Regions from separate parts of the Homo sapiens genome. Here all the other regions are linked to region 1. A link is a contact called in ENCODE Hi-C or POLR2A ChIA-PET data. All regions are on one chromosome and are shown on one strand. Each heading gives the region's core, a stretch centred on a gene start or an enhancer-like site at or near the end of the contact. The rest is flanking DNA. Distances are from core to core; before and after follow the strand shown. Region 1 holds the start of PBX1 (PBX homeobox 1). Region 2 has its middle 140 kb from the start of LMX1A-AS2. Region 3 has its middle 260 kb from the start of PBX1.

Region 1 (4,192 bases), core at 438-2,937:
TTTCTAAGTGGTCCTGAAAGAAGCATGGGGGAAAAGAGCATGCTTGATTTTTGTCCCCCCACCCCTTTTTAAAGGACCCTACATAGCTGTCTGTGTCACGGAAGGTTAGTAAACCGGCTGAAATTAGGAGACAATAAAGTTAAACTAAAAATCTGAGTCTCTTAAAACTAACAAATATGCCTAAAAACAAAATCACCTTTTCATCAACTTTTTAAAAAAACAAAATTAAGTGAATGCAAAATATTTTCTGGATAGCTGACAAGTACTGACAAAGAAATACCCTGCTTTTTTGTTGTTTTGTATTTTGGGTAGGGGGGGAAGAAAGGAGAAAAGATAAAAATTAATTTTGGACGGGAGAGTCAAGAAAGAAAATCAAACTCGCTGAATTAGGTAAGGAGTCAACTAAATTTGCAAATAAAGTGTTCTTGGGACATTTTATTTCGTAATGTTACAGAGTCCCCTCAACAAGAAGGCATGGAATGCTGTTCAAAACTTGACAATTCTGCTTTCTCTGATACTTTTTTAAAGCAGTAAAAAGTGCCGAGGGCCGCTTTTGGATCAGTTGGCAGTATTTTCGGCATGCCTGTGTGTTTGTGTGGATATAAATGAATACCCCTATATTCACACACACACACACAAATATGTACACAGCCACATCTCGGCATGGGCGATTACACTTTCGATAACAACGCTCCTTCAAATTTTACTCCTCCGCCATGTAGTTGCTTGTCAAAATGAGAAAAGAAATAACATTTTTCAAAAAAAGCGCTGTGGTGATTCGGTTCCCATTGTTTCCCCCTGCAAGAGGAAGAAAAACAAAAAACCCCAAGAAAGGAAAAGAAAAGCCTCCATCTCACCTGGCCTGCGCCTCATCCAAACTCTGGTCTGTGATGGTCATAATTTGCTGTAAAATGTCTCCAATGTCCTGCTTCCTCCCGCCCTCCCCCTCGGTCCCTCCGGCCCCATCCTGCAAGTGCTGGGACAGGCCGGGGTGTCCGGCCATCCCGACCCCAGCATGGGAATGCATCAGCCTGGGCTGCTCGTCCATCTCCAAAGGCTACGGCAGCCCCCGGCTCTTCCTCTTCTGCTCCTCGGCTCGGCTCCTGGGAAGCACCAAGGCTTTTTATCCTTCAAGCTTGTCTTCAAATCCTTTTCAGGATAAACAGGGAAGGGGGAAAAAAGAAGACCAAAAGAAAAAAAAAATCCCTTTGCCTCTTTAGAGGATGGTGGGAGGATGAGGAGGGGGAGGGGGAGGGGGCGTGAAGGGGTTGCGGGGTGAGGGTGGGGATAAGGGCTGGTGGGGAAGGGTGTTGACTCCAAAAAGCAAGAAAAATAAACCACCTTCCCACTTGGCGAAAAGAAATCAGAGCTGGCTTTAGGTTTTTCAGTCCGGTCTCCTTTGCAAGGCAGAAATGGGCTCCCGGCGCTTAAATCTGTGGCTTAATCCTTTTGCAAATATGCATTGATCGGGAGAAAGGAGAGGAAGGCAGGGGGATTGCAATGCAAACTTTCCCCCCCCACCCCCCGCTGCCCCCCACCCCCACTCCGGGCCAGAGTGATCTCAAAGGGGGTGGGCTGTTGCAAAAGCCAGATCTCCCCCAGCCGCGGCGGCAGGCAAAGCACAGGCTCTCTCCTCCTCCGTGTCTCTGCAAACTCCAGCAGCCCCGTCAGCCTCCTGCTTTTGTTTAGCTCAGGCTCAGGACTCCAGAAACATATACAGAAAAACCACAGCCTGAGAGGAGGAGGAGGAGGAGGAGAAGAAGGAGGAGGAGGACGAGAAGGAGGAGAGGGGAGGGGGCAAAGGGAAGGGGAGGGGGCGGGGAAGCCGGGAGGCTGGGGAGAGGAGGAGGGAGGAGGGCGCCTGGAGCTCCTCCCCGCTTCCCTGATTGGCCACCAGATAAAGGACCGGCCCCCTCCTCCCCTACTTTCCTCACGGCGCCTCCTCTCCAGCCTCCTTCAGCTCCTCCTCGCCCGGCGCCCTGTCAATCAGAGTTCAGAGGTGGGCCGGGAAGGAGGCCGAGCTAATAGCAAGTCTCCAGTCCTTAAAGGTGCAATGGTACTGTAGTTCCAGCTCACTTAGTTTCCACTTTCCCTGCTCGCCTTACTTAGGTTGCGTCCTTGAGGAAAATGTGGCTCCACTTAAATGCAAACATATAAAATTAACACGAAAGAACACAGACGGTGTGCGTCTTCCCGCCCACCCCTGCTTTTCTTTTGCTGTGGCATTGTCATTTAAAACTTGATTCTTTTAAATGCTTAGACCTCAGGGAAACTGCTGAGAGCACAAGTTTGTCAGCACGACGTAGTTATGAAACACAATCGAGCTGTTAATATAATTAATAAAGATCTCTAATAAGTGGCAGATGTAATAATAGATACATTTAAAAAAACAATTCTAGCACAGTAAAGGTGAAAAGAATACCAAACTGTGTCATTTTTGCTGCATGAAAACTAAATTATGGACTATGAAACTGAAAAATGCTCAAGAAAAAGAAAGATTAATAAATAAGTTCACCAAATGAAACTAATTCAACATTTCTCTCTCTTCCCCCGGGGGAAATTAGTTATTTGGCTTAAATACCTAATAAAGAAATGCATTATCACAGTCTAGTTCTAGTTTTTAATATAGTCTAATAAGCATTATTAACTGGGAAGAGAAGTGAACTGACATTTATTGAATGCCTACTATGCACCAAGTAATTTGCATGAGTTATTTTATTTAATCCCCAAGACATCTTTGTGAGTTATGGATTATTATTTCCATTTTACAGAGAGGGAACTCAGAAAGGTTAAATAATTTGTCCAAGGTCCACAGTTATTAAGTGTCAAAGCTGGAATTTAAACCCAAGTGTGACTCCCTCCAAAGGCCTAGTATTTCCACTGCACAATCTGCTTCAGTCTAACAGAAATGTGTGAATAGTGTTAAAAATTAGTTATGTGTCTATTGCCTGTCCAGTTTGAAAGGAAACTTGAGGTGCTTAAAAGGGTACATATTCCAACAAGACAACTCCAATTGAAAATGGGTAGGAAAAAATAAAAAATAAATACAATGGGATCAAGAAAAAAGCCAACAAAAGTCATAACTAAGGTCCAGTATCATAGCTCCAGACAGACACAAATTTGCTTCCAATCTTTTCATTGGGCAAAGTGAGAGGGAAAAATCTGACTGTGTACACAGTCACAATGAATATAAGATAAAATAGCAGGCCAATTACTTAGGAAATGTCCAGAATATTTTGTAATATAAAATATTCTATTGTGTAGCCAGCCCTCTTCCTGGATGGCAGTATAGCAAAGGAAATGCAAAGCGCAGTGTAACCAATCTGCAAGCGCAGTGTAACCAATCTGCAAAATGGAAAGCAGCCTTGCCAGGTGCTTCGAGATCCTCAAATAAAATGTTATTCTTCTCACCAATCATTACGCAAAACAAGTTTGGCAAGATAAGGAGCACTGATGCAAGCATTTCAAAGCAGTTTTTAGCAAGCTACTTGGCACTTATTGGTATGAGGGCATGCAATACAGAGTATTAATTGTAATTATGATGTTATATTACTTAATAACAATTGTTTTATTCACATACATATCCTGATTTTTAAACTGTTTTTTTAAAAATTAACACTAATCAAAAGTTGAGCACAAAACTATATACTCAAATCACATATCAATCACAGTGATTGAGAGTTAGCATATCCCTTACAGAGACGAAGTTACCACATTTTAAAGCATGAAAAGAAGTCAACCTAGAGTCTATAAGAAATCAGTTTGTGAGTAATTAATTCTAATTGCAAACCTAATAAAATCTTTCTAGGCAAAGTACTGGAAAAGGTACCATCAATTCCAGAAGATCATTGTCATCTAGGAACATTTTAGTAGGGAAATAAGATGTGTATACACAATGATACTAAAAATAGGTAATATTTATTGACTCCATACTATAATTAAGTATTATATTCAAGGTGTTTTGTTAATTTAATCATTGCAACTGTCTTACCCCGATAGCTATGCTTTTAACCATTACTCTAGAGTGTTGCCCAGATATATTTCAATACATAATAAATGCTATAGAAGTGATAACAAGCCCTTAGACATCCTATAAGAGATGAGAGAAGGGAGTAACCAGTTCGAGTGAATAGAAGGCTTCGCGGTGGATCTAAAGGATGAACTGGATCTGGAGGGCTAGGTTAATGAACTT
Region 2 (4,192 bases), core at 708-3,207, 500 kb before region 1:
TCATCCCACCTCGGCCTCCCAAAGTGCTGGGATTACAGGCGTGAGTCGCTGTGACTGCCTGGACTAGCCACATTTCAAGTGCTCAATAGCTATGTATGACTAATGGTGACTGTATTGGACAGTGCGGTTTTAGTCCATCTCCAAATAACCTGAAGACAGAAATCACCAAAATGCTGCCATAAGTGTGGTTGATCAGCAGGTTATTGTCCTATACTAAAGATCAATTACTTTCAAATTGATAAAGTGAAGTCCATGCCTAGTTTTCTTGCACCCTGGGGTGGTGATATCCTGTTGCATGCTGACTTTCATCGTGGCTGTTAACTCTCACAAGAGGCCACAGAGGAAAGTGAAAACAATAATCCCTAAGATTTATTGAATACTTACTATGTGCCAGACACTTCCTGTGGATTATTGCATTTAATTCTCACAATAAACTTATGAGATAATTGCTCTCAGTATCTTCTGAAACTCCACAAGTAAGTTACCCGCCCAAGTTACATGAATGTGAGTAGAAGGAGGGACGGGATTCCAGTCTAGGCACATGACACTGGCTGCATCACTGTTCTGCCTCCTAGCCAGCATGAGTGCCTTCAGTAATGAGCCCACATCTTTGACATATAAGACTTTGGTTCTAGTCAACCAAATTCAATCCAGCGAACCTTCCCACAAATAGACTCAACAGTCAACAAACAACCTTAAGCATCCAGACTCTGGGTAGGAAGAAATTAATAAGGCACTAAACCTGTTCTAGGAGCTTATGATTTAGTGAGAAAGACAAAGACTTTACGAATTGAAAACTATTCATACATTAGTGTTACTAAGAAGGTAGAACCCCAGGTCCAAGGAAGAAGAATGTATTCAATTCAGCTGGAGGAAACTAGAGAAGATTTTGGAAGGAAGGGCCTCAGTGTCGCATCTGGAAGAATAAGCTCCCCTGGTCCAGATTTCAGTCAATAACTTTTCATTATTTAATCAAATGAGTCAGTTTACCCAAGGGACATAATATGAGTAAAATGGAACCCATGAACTAGTTTTCCTTCTTCATTTGAAGGTCTCTTTTCTCCAGTATAGAGTTTGTGTATACTCAGGAAATTAATTAGGTGAGTCGAGTAGCGTTTATCTTAATGAAGTGAATTCAACCAGTAAAGAACAACAGGTATCAGGCGGAGTTCTGGCCTTGGGATTCCCATCTTTCCTGGCAACCAGACTTTTTTCCTAGTAAAAAGTCATCTCCAAAACATCAGATATTGATCTTGTGTGTTTGCACTGAGTGAGGATTACTGTTATTTTATTAGACTTTTACTTTAATATATGTATTGGTGTGCAATACAAGATGTATTTCATACAGTGGGTATGGTTGTAAAAATTCGAGAACCACAGCTCACTGTGTGTGTGATGGTTGAGAAGGAGGTGTCTTTGTCTTGCCTGACACTGGTCTGGCTGTGTCTCCTCCCGTCTCTATCAGCCCTGCTACAGGCTGCCCTTCACTTTGGTACTGTCAGCTTTGCAGAACTCTTGGACACAGCTCTCTCAATAATAACATGTGTGTTTTCTGCCAGGATGCTTGTTAGTGAGGAGTGGATTTGGGGTGGCCACACATCCCTAACTTCCTCACCTTCATTCTCCATAGTACCTCTCCCCAAGCCCTGAGGTACACCATCCTCGACTGAAGAGTTGAGTCTCTTACAGAAACAGAAAAATCTTGATTTTTCCCTTAGCCTGTGACAAAAGCACCCCAGATGTTAAAATATTCACAGGGAGAGCATTCACTGACATCTGCATTTCTTAATCTTATTTCTTGGCTTAGTCTGCTTTCCTCTATAAGGATACCTCTTTCTCTAATGTCCACTATGCCAATGGCCCTGACAACATTCAGGCAATCTTACAGCAGCCTGGGATTCACATCCTTTCTGGCAGCTGGACCTATTTGCAAGTCTGAGTTTCCATTACGGAATCATGCTCAAGACATCAGCCAGGACAGTCCACCCAGGCACACTGCGTGTGTGCGTGCACACACATGTGAGAGAGAGAAAGAGAGAGGTACACATCTGTTTGTGTTTGCACATACATGCCCTCCACTGGCAGGGAAAGATTTTGACATTCCCTGTCCTCCGGAATTGCTCAGGGCAGATATAGGCAAGCTAAATCCCATTCATTTTGAGTTGTGAGTTACCCATCTGCCTCTCATTCTTTCAAACGCAGATGAACTATTGGATCAAACAAGTTTACACACACACACACAAACACACTTCCCAAAGACCAACATTAATCACTCAAATACTACAATTTACACCAGTTGTTTTTAAATGAAACATGTATTAGGAGCATTACTGGAGCTTGTTAAAATTTAAATTCTTGGGCCCTCATCCAAGGAATTTTGGTTTTGGAAAGCTGGGCAGGGCCTTATAATGTGAATTATAATAAACACTCCAAGCGATTCTGATGCAATCCTAAGGACTACCCTTTGAAAAAAGTTTCTGTACTTCTTTGAGCCATTTTCCTACTGCCAGCCACTACAACTGGCAAGGCCAGCTCTCCACAATGGAGTCAGGACTTCATATAATTATGCAGTGTTTTTGTTCTTTTTTTTACCTCTAGTCTAAGACCCCTCTTGCCCTTACCTTTACCACAGGCCTAACTAGAAAAAGAATCTAAATGGACTCTTTACAGAGCTATCAACTTAAGTGGTAGGGCTATCACCTTCAGTGGCAGCTTCCTGAAACGATACATCATATTGAAATCTTGAAATTAACACCTGCCTGTGAGTGCTTAATTAGATGTGTGCACTGAGGCCTTTCTCCTCCTGAACCTCTTTCTAGGGGTGGGGGTGAGATATGCGTTGAGGGTAGGGTGTTTGGTCTTCCAACCACAGTTACATGCCTCCTACGAGTTACTGGATCAATTCACACTTCATAGAGACATAGATGACTTGGGAAGACCTGGAGGACTGGGTTGCTTAAAGAGCCTTTGAGGTGGATCTTGACCAGCAGCAGGCACACGACTGCCTGAGGCGGTCTTCTTTTGGGGAGGGGGTGGAAGTGTAAACCTGTACCCAGGAATACAAATCTGAGAAGAAGGCAAGCCAAGGCTGTGGGGAGACATAAGTCCTGTGGTTCTTCCCCAGGGTCGTGGCCAGTCCTCTGTTCTCTGATAGGCAGCAGCAGCTCAGCTTGAGTAATTTACACTTGAAAACAATCAAGCTTACTCTTCTACTAAGGGCTCCAATCTGCAAGCCAGTGGACCAGCAGGTCTCTAACACTGCTTCTCTTCTTTTTTCTTTACACTTTACTCTATGGGTTTATACCTTTGCCAGCCCCCCTTTCCCCGTGATCTCCCTTTTCCTCAGATTTGGTTGTATTTCTTGGTCTTGTGCTGAGGAGCCTCTACCCCTTCCCCAGATGGCTTTTTCTGGGCAGTGTTCCAGACCCTCTCTGTGGCCCCAGCTCCCTGGCTCTGTGCACCTAATTCTTTTGTCTTTTTTTGTTTGTTTGTTTTTTGTTTTTGAGATGGGGTCTTTCTCTGTTGCCCAGGCTGGAGTGCAATGGCACAATGTAGGCTCACTGCAACCTCTGCCTCCCAGGTTCAAGCAATTCTCTTGCCTCAGCCTCCTGAGTAGCTGGGTTTACAGGCACCTGCCACCACGTCCAGCTAAGTTTTGTATTTTTGGTAGAGAGGGGGTTCACCATATTGGCCAGTCTGGTCTCGAACTCCTGACCTCAGGTGACCTGCCCACCTTGGCCTCCCAAAGTGCTGGGATTACAGGCGTGAGCCACTGCACCCAGCCCATGCATCTAATTCTTGTGGCTCTCCTGTATTTATAGATTGCTATCCTGTGATTGCACACTGCTTCCGATAGACTGCCATTTTGTTAACTTTTAAAGAATGCTTTCTAGCCTTTTACAGTCACATGACTGCCCTTTCCTCTGGTTGAACCTAACAAGAGTCTGAATGTTCTCATATGATGTGGTCACTAATAGGGACTACACTGTACCCTAAGTTTCAATCACACAGACCTCCCTCTTGTTTCTTGAACATTCCTGGGGTGCTCTTACTTTAGGGCCTTCCAGCTAGTGATTTCCTCTGCCAGAAATACTCTTCCCACAAATATCAGCATGGCTGACCCCTGACCTCCCTCAAGTCTTTGCTCAACTCTCACCTTCTCAGTGAGGCCTACTCCTAAACACCCTTTTAA
Region 3 (4,192 bases), core at 1,026-3,525, 260 kb after region 1:
CAAACGGATTCCCTCTTCCTGCTGGGGCCATACCTAGACTACTTTGTTGGCCTCCCTTGCAGTTGAGTTCCAGTTAATGCAACTGCAGACAGAAGTGATGTGTGTGCCACTTCCAGGTCCACCCACAAAATCCCCAGTGCTATCTTCCATGTGTTCTCTTCCCTCATCTTCCAGTCAGATGTAGACACCGGGGAAGGTTCTGAGAACAATTAGGATAGCAGTGCCATTAAATAAGAGGAGGCTGGGTCTCTAAGTGAACTCTCTCACCTCCATCAATCTGCATTGCACTGCAACAGTAGAAAGAAGCAAATCTTTATTGTGTTAAATTACTAAGAGTGGGGTTCTTTGTTACAGTAGCTGGTATTTTTAAAATGTAAACTAACATGTTATTGTACTAGGTCTTTGTTTCATCCCCACACATTTTAATACAAGCTTTGGATTTTTACCTGGATGGAAATAATAAAATAAAGGAAGGAAAGAGAAGATATGAAAAGGAGAGAAAAAGAATAAAAGGGAGGAAAAAAAGAACAGAATAAAGGAAGGAGTGAAAGGAGGAGGACTGATATTTAGATAAGTCACTTTGATATGAAAAAACAATTACTTAGTTGTTCCAGTCTCAACTGTAGATACATGTTCCAGATCCTGTACATGTTCTGTCGTGTGGCTCACAGAGATATCAACCATGTGACAGACAAACACTTTCTGTTTACTGGAGACCAGCATTGTGGACACCATTCCAAGAATATGCTTTTCTGGCTTTTGAGCCCTTATTCCTTCTGGGCGCTTTCACTCCTTTCTTCATTTTTCTGGAAAAATATTTTCTCCCTCTCTTTTTTGCTTTACACTAATTCTATCTTTCCTTTAATGCCCAAGTCAAATCCTATCTACTTTATGATGTCTTTCTAGATGATTGAAATACATTTTGATCTTTTCCTTCTTCATAATCTCACAATACATTCTGCCCATCCTAGTTATTTTGCCAATTAGTCATATATTGCTTGATATTCTCATTATTTCTATGCATATAGTTTATGTATCTAGATTGTCAGCTTCTTGGGGATGGAGAGGGTGCATTGTTTTTATTCATAGAATTCTCTGGCATTAGATAGGTGCTGGATACCCAGTCGTTTTCCATTATTATTATTATTTTAGATTTTTACTTTAAGTTCTGGGATACATGTGCAGAATGTGCAAGTTTGTTGCATAGGTATACAGGTGCCATCGTGGTTTGCTGTACCTATCAACCTGTCATCTAGGTGTTAAGCCCCAGAGGTCACAGTTTCTATCTATCACAATTACATAAAACTTTAACAAATTTACAAGTTGATGAAAATTAAGTAGAAGGCAATATTTTATAATAGAGAAAGAACTCATTAGGAAATTCATGAATCGTGGTTCTAAAGACAAGATTTGTTATTTTAAGAAAGATGTAATATTGGGATTACAACTTTTATTGTGTTAAAATATTAACAACTCCATAGACCTATGGACTTTATAGTTCATTACAGACATTAATAATGCCAAGGAAGGCAATCAACTTTAGTTCAAATAAGCAAATGATTAGAGACAAACAATAGAAACGGAAACAGAACTCTCATCGATCTGTTCACTCCTCTGGGCATTGCTCTATTATCTATAACATACATGCATTCTTACAGTGCCATTTATGGACACTGCTTCTATTCAGCACTGAACAACATTATACTCGAAGATATATCATTGTGGATTGATATAGAGCAGGATTTCTGAAAATCCTACAAAATTATAGTAATAGTAACAAATCAAAACTTCCCAGCTCTCTTTTGCACTTTGCTTTATCAGCCCTGCTATGGCAGCCGTTTTAAGTTTGTAGACCAATGGAGTTAGAAGAAAAGCAAGACCACAAAACAGAGATGCAACTGCAGCTAGAGAGTATCTGGTGAAAAGGAGCGAAAACAGGAGGTTGAAGCTTGGCAGCCTAGCCAAGTAGGTCCATGGTAGTGACAGGATTTCAGAAACCTCTGACAATTCTAAGACCTCTTTTACTTAAAAGCAGAAAACAATGCCTGGCCAAAAGTGCTGTTTCAATTTAAACGTGTGAGTGGGAGGCATTAGGTCCGCATCATATTAATTCGGGAAGTGTGATGTAAAGAAGAACTGAAAGAGTCCTGTTTTCTCTTCTTACGCCCCTGAGTTCGTTAATCTATTTTTAGCTTTTGTCCTTTCAGCTCAGCCAGGAGCTGCCCTGAGACTCAGCCTATGGCAATGTGCCGGGCTCTGAACTGAGCTGTAAAGAATGAAGGTGAAGCTTTGAGATGCTAGATTCATGGCTGGGGTTTTTACACACACATAAAATATGAATCTCAGTTGTATACAAAGCTGAACCCATCGTGCCAAAAGGATCCCAGTCAAGCAGGCCTGTAAAATGAAATCCTCTTGGACTAATTTAAGGAGACCTGAGTGATATAAATTGTGGCCTGCTCAAATGCAGGAAATAAAAAAAAATTCCAAGTTGAATACAAGCATCTCTCTTGGCGCCATTGGCAGCCTTGGTGTGTGAGCAATGGGAACAAAAAACAGACTGAGAAGTTAGCTCCCGATTCGTTTTCCTAATAACTCAGCAGCTCCCTGTTTATACTGGTCTTGTGGGCCTAATGAAACCCTCTTCAGTAAGAATTTAATACAGAGATAAACTTTTCAATAAATAAATGGCTCTGAGTTGGCTGAACTCTGATGCCTTTCAGTCTGATATAGCCGCTCCTCTGGAATTGGTATGCATAGAAAGAAAATGCTCGTAAAAACCATTCCCGATAAAAGAATTAATTCACACAGAACACTGAGCCGGAACCTCTGCCTATCAGACACTAAGATTTCTCTATTTCATTCGATTTTTCACTAACCATCTTATAGGTCTTTTGTTACCTTACTGGGTACGAGCCTCAAGGTCCCTCTGACCTTCTTAAGCAAGCACTTATGTGACTATTAGAGCTATTAAATACAGTTGCATGTAAAAAGATTTCAATACCTGGTTAGGAGATTCCAGGTACCAGAAGAGGGTGCAGTACAAATAATATGTGAACCTTGAGGATGAGTTTTATTTGAAGCAACAGCCAAACACTTGCTATAGGAAATTAACTTATTAGGATTTGAAGAGGAAGTGCATCATCTTCACTATGCCATGAGAGATCATCTGCTGTTTTCTGCAGAATATGGAAAAGAATTTCTATGATTGCCATTTAGGTAAGTTTCTAGGGAAAGATACTTCCATGAAATCATCGATTTATTAATTTAGAAAACAGTTTTCCATTTAGAATATTCAGCAAGTATTTTTTGAGCATTAGCCTGTGTTCTGGGTATTGATAATATTCCAGGCCATGATCCTTCATCTCGTAAGTCAATCAACATAGAGAAAAGATGACATTGTCGTGAATACTTAATCAAAAACCAGGTTTTCGTTTGCTGTGGTACATTAGAGAATAAGTCAAATATGCATTTTTTTGGTTTCAAAATATAACAAAAATTTATGACTTTATACAAATTGCTGTGACCTATTTCTTGAAACATTGGATAAATTACTTGCTTCCAACCTCACATGATTATAAAAAAGTGAAAATGATTAGTTTGTAATTAATTATAATAGGTGATTCATAGGTATTAAAAGTATAAGAGAAAGTAGACATTGTTTCAGGAAGCCATTTTATGAAACATTAAGAACTATATTTTATATAAGATAAATATTATTGGACACAATATATAAACACATGCTTATTTTGTGTCTAAGAATACAATTTACCAAAAGAAAATGTGAATCTCCAATGTATAGTCACAATATTAAGTAATAACTGAAAGATAGCTTAATACATCAAATAAGAATTTTCAGAAAATATTTACTACTGAGATGTGTGCTATGTAAATTTAAAGAGTATTCTGAAATGATCATCTAACATAAAGAGGATACTTTTTCAATTTTAGGGTCTTTCTCAAATGTTAAAAGTTCTGATTCTCCTCTAGGGAGAGTTTCAAGAGAACATTTTATTTCCTAATAAACAATCAAAACTTTAGTAGTTACTAATATTGTAAGGTCATTCTCATGGGATCTTTTATCAAAAATGGTTGACCTGGATTCTGTTTGAGGTTTAGGTGTGTCAGTCCTGTCAAGCTGCTATGGCTTCAGGGCAAAGTCAGCCTTAGTCTGTGGCAGAATAGGTGCCTG

The links. A loop is a pair of places that touch in the nucleus more often than their neighbours do. ChIA-PET counts read pairs that join two places held with the same protein, here RNA polymerase II (POLR2A). Pooled maps may share reads with other maps.
Region 2: a loop to region 1 is called in a map of sigmoid colon, with 4 times the contacts of the local background. The contact joins the enhancer-like site here to the promoter of PBX1 in region 1. A Hi-C loop is called at or near these places in 5 of 168 maps with a recorded cell type or tissue (dorsolateral prefrontal cortex, posterior cingulate gyrus, sigmoid colon and 1 more) and 10 of 50 pooled maps.
Region 3: a loop to region 1 is called in a map of sigmoid colon, with 3 times the contacts of the local background. The contact joins the enhancer-like site here to the promoter of PBX1 in region 1. A Hi-C loop is called at or near these places in 1 of 168 maps with a recorded cell type or tissue (sigmoid colon) and 2 of 50 pooled maps. POLR2A ChIA-PET finds 5 or more read pairs at or near these places in 2 of 52 experiments (PC-9 and WTC11).

Annotation. Positions count from the first base shown.
Region 1 is chr1:164,556,679-164,560,870 of GRCh38, reverse strand. PBX1 (PBX homeobox 1) reads right to left here and starts at 1,687. Exons shown (of 9, transcript NM_002585.4): 1 at 858-1,687. The coding sequence starts at 1,048. RefSeq lists an enhancer at 1,606-2,105.
Region 2 is chr1:165,061,541-165,065,732 of GRCh38, reverse strand. No RefSeq gene overlaps it. Among named protein-coding and RNA genes, the nearest start is that of LMX1A-AS2, 140 kb to the left of the region's middle. Within about 2 kb of position 1,957, at least 3 of the 41 ENCODE cell types and tissues checked have a DNase peak (open chromatin) inside an H3K27ac peak, as active enhancers do.
Region 3 is chr1:164,294,419-164,298,610 of GRCh38, reverse strand. No RefSeq gene overlaps it. Among named protein-coding and RNA genes, the nearest start is that of PBX1, 260 kb to the left of the region's middle. Within about 2 kb of position 2,275, at least 2 of the 41 ENCODE cell types and tissues checked have a DNase peak (open chromatin) inside an H3K27ac peak, as active enhancers do.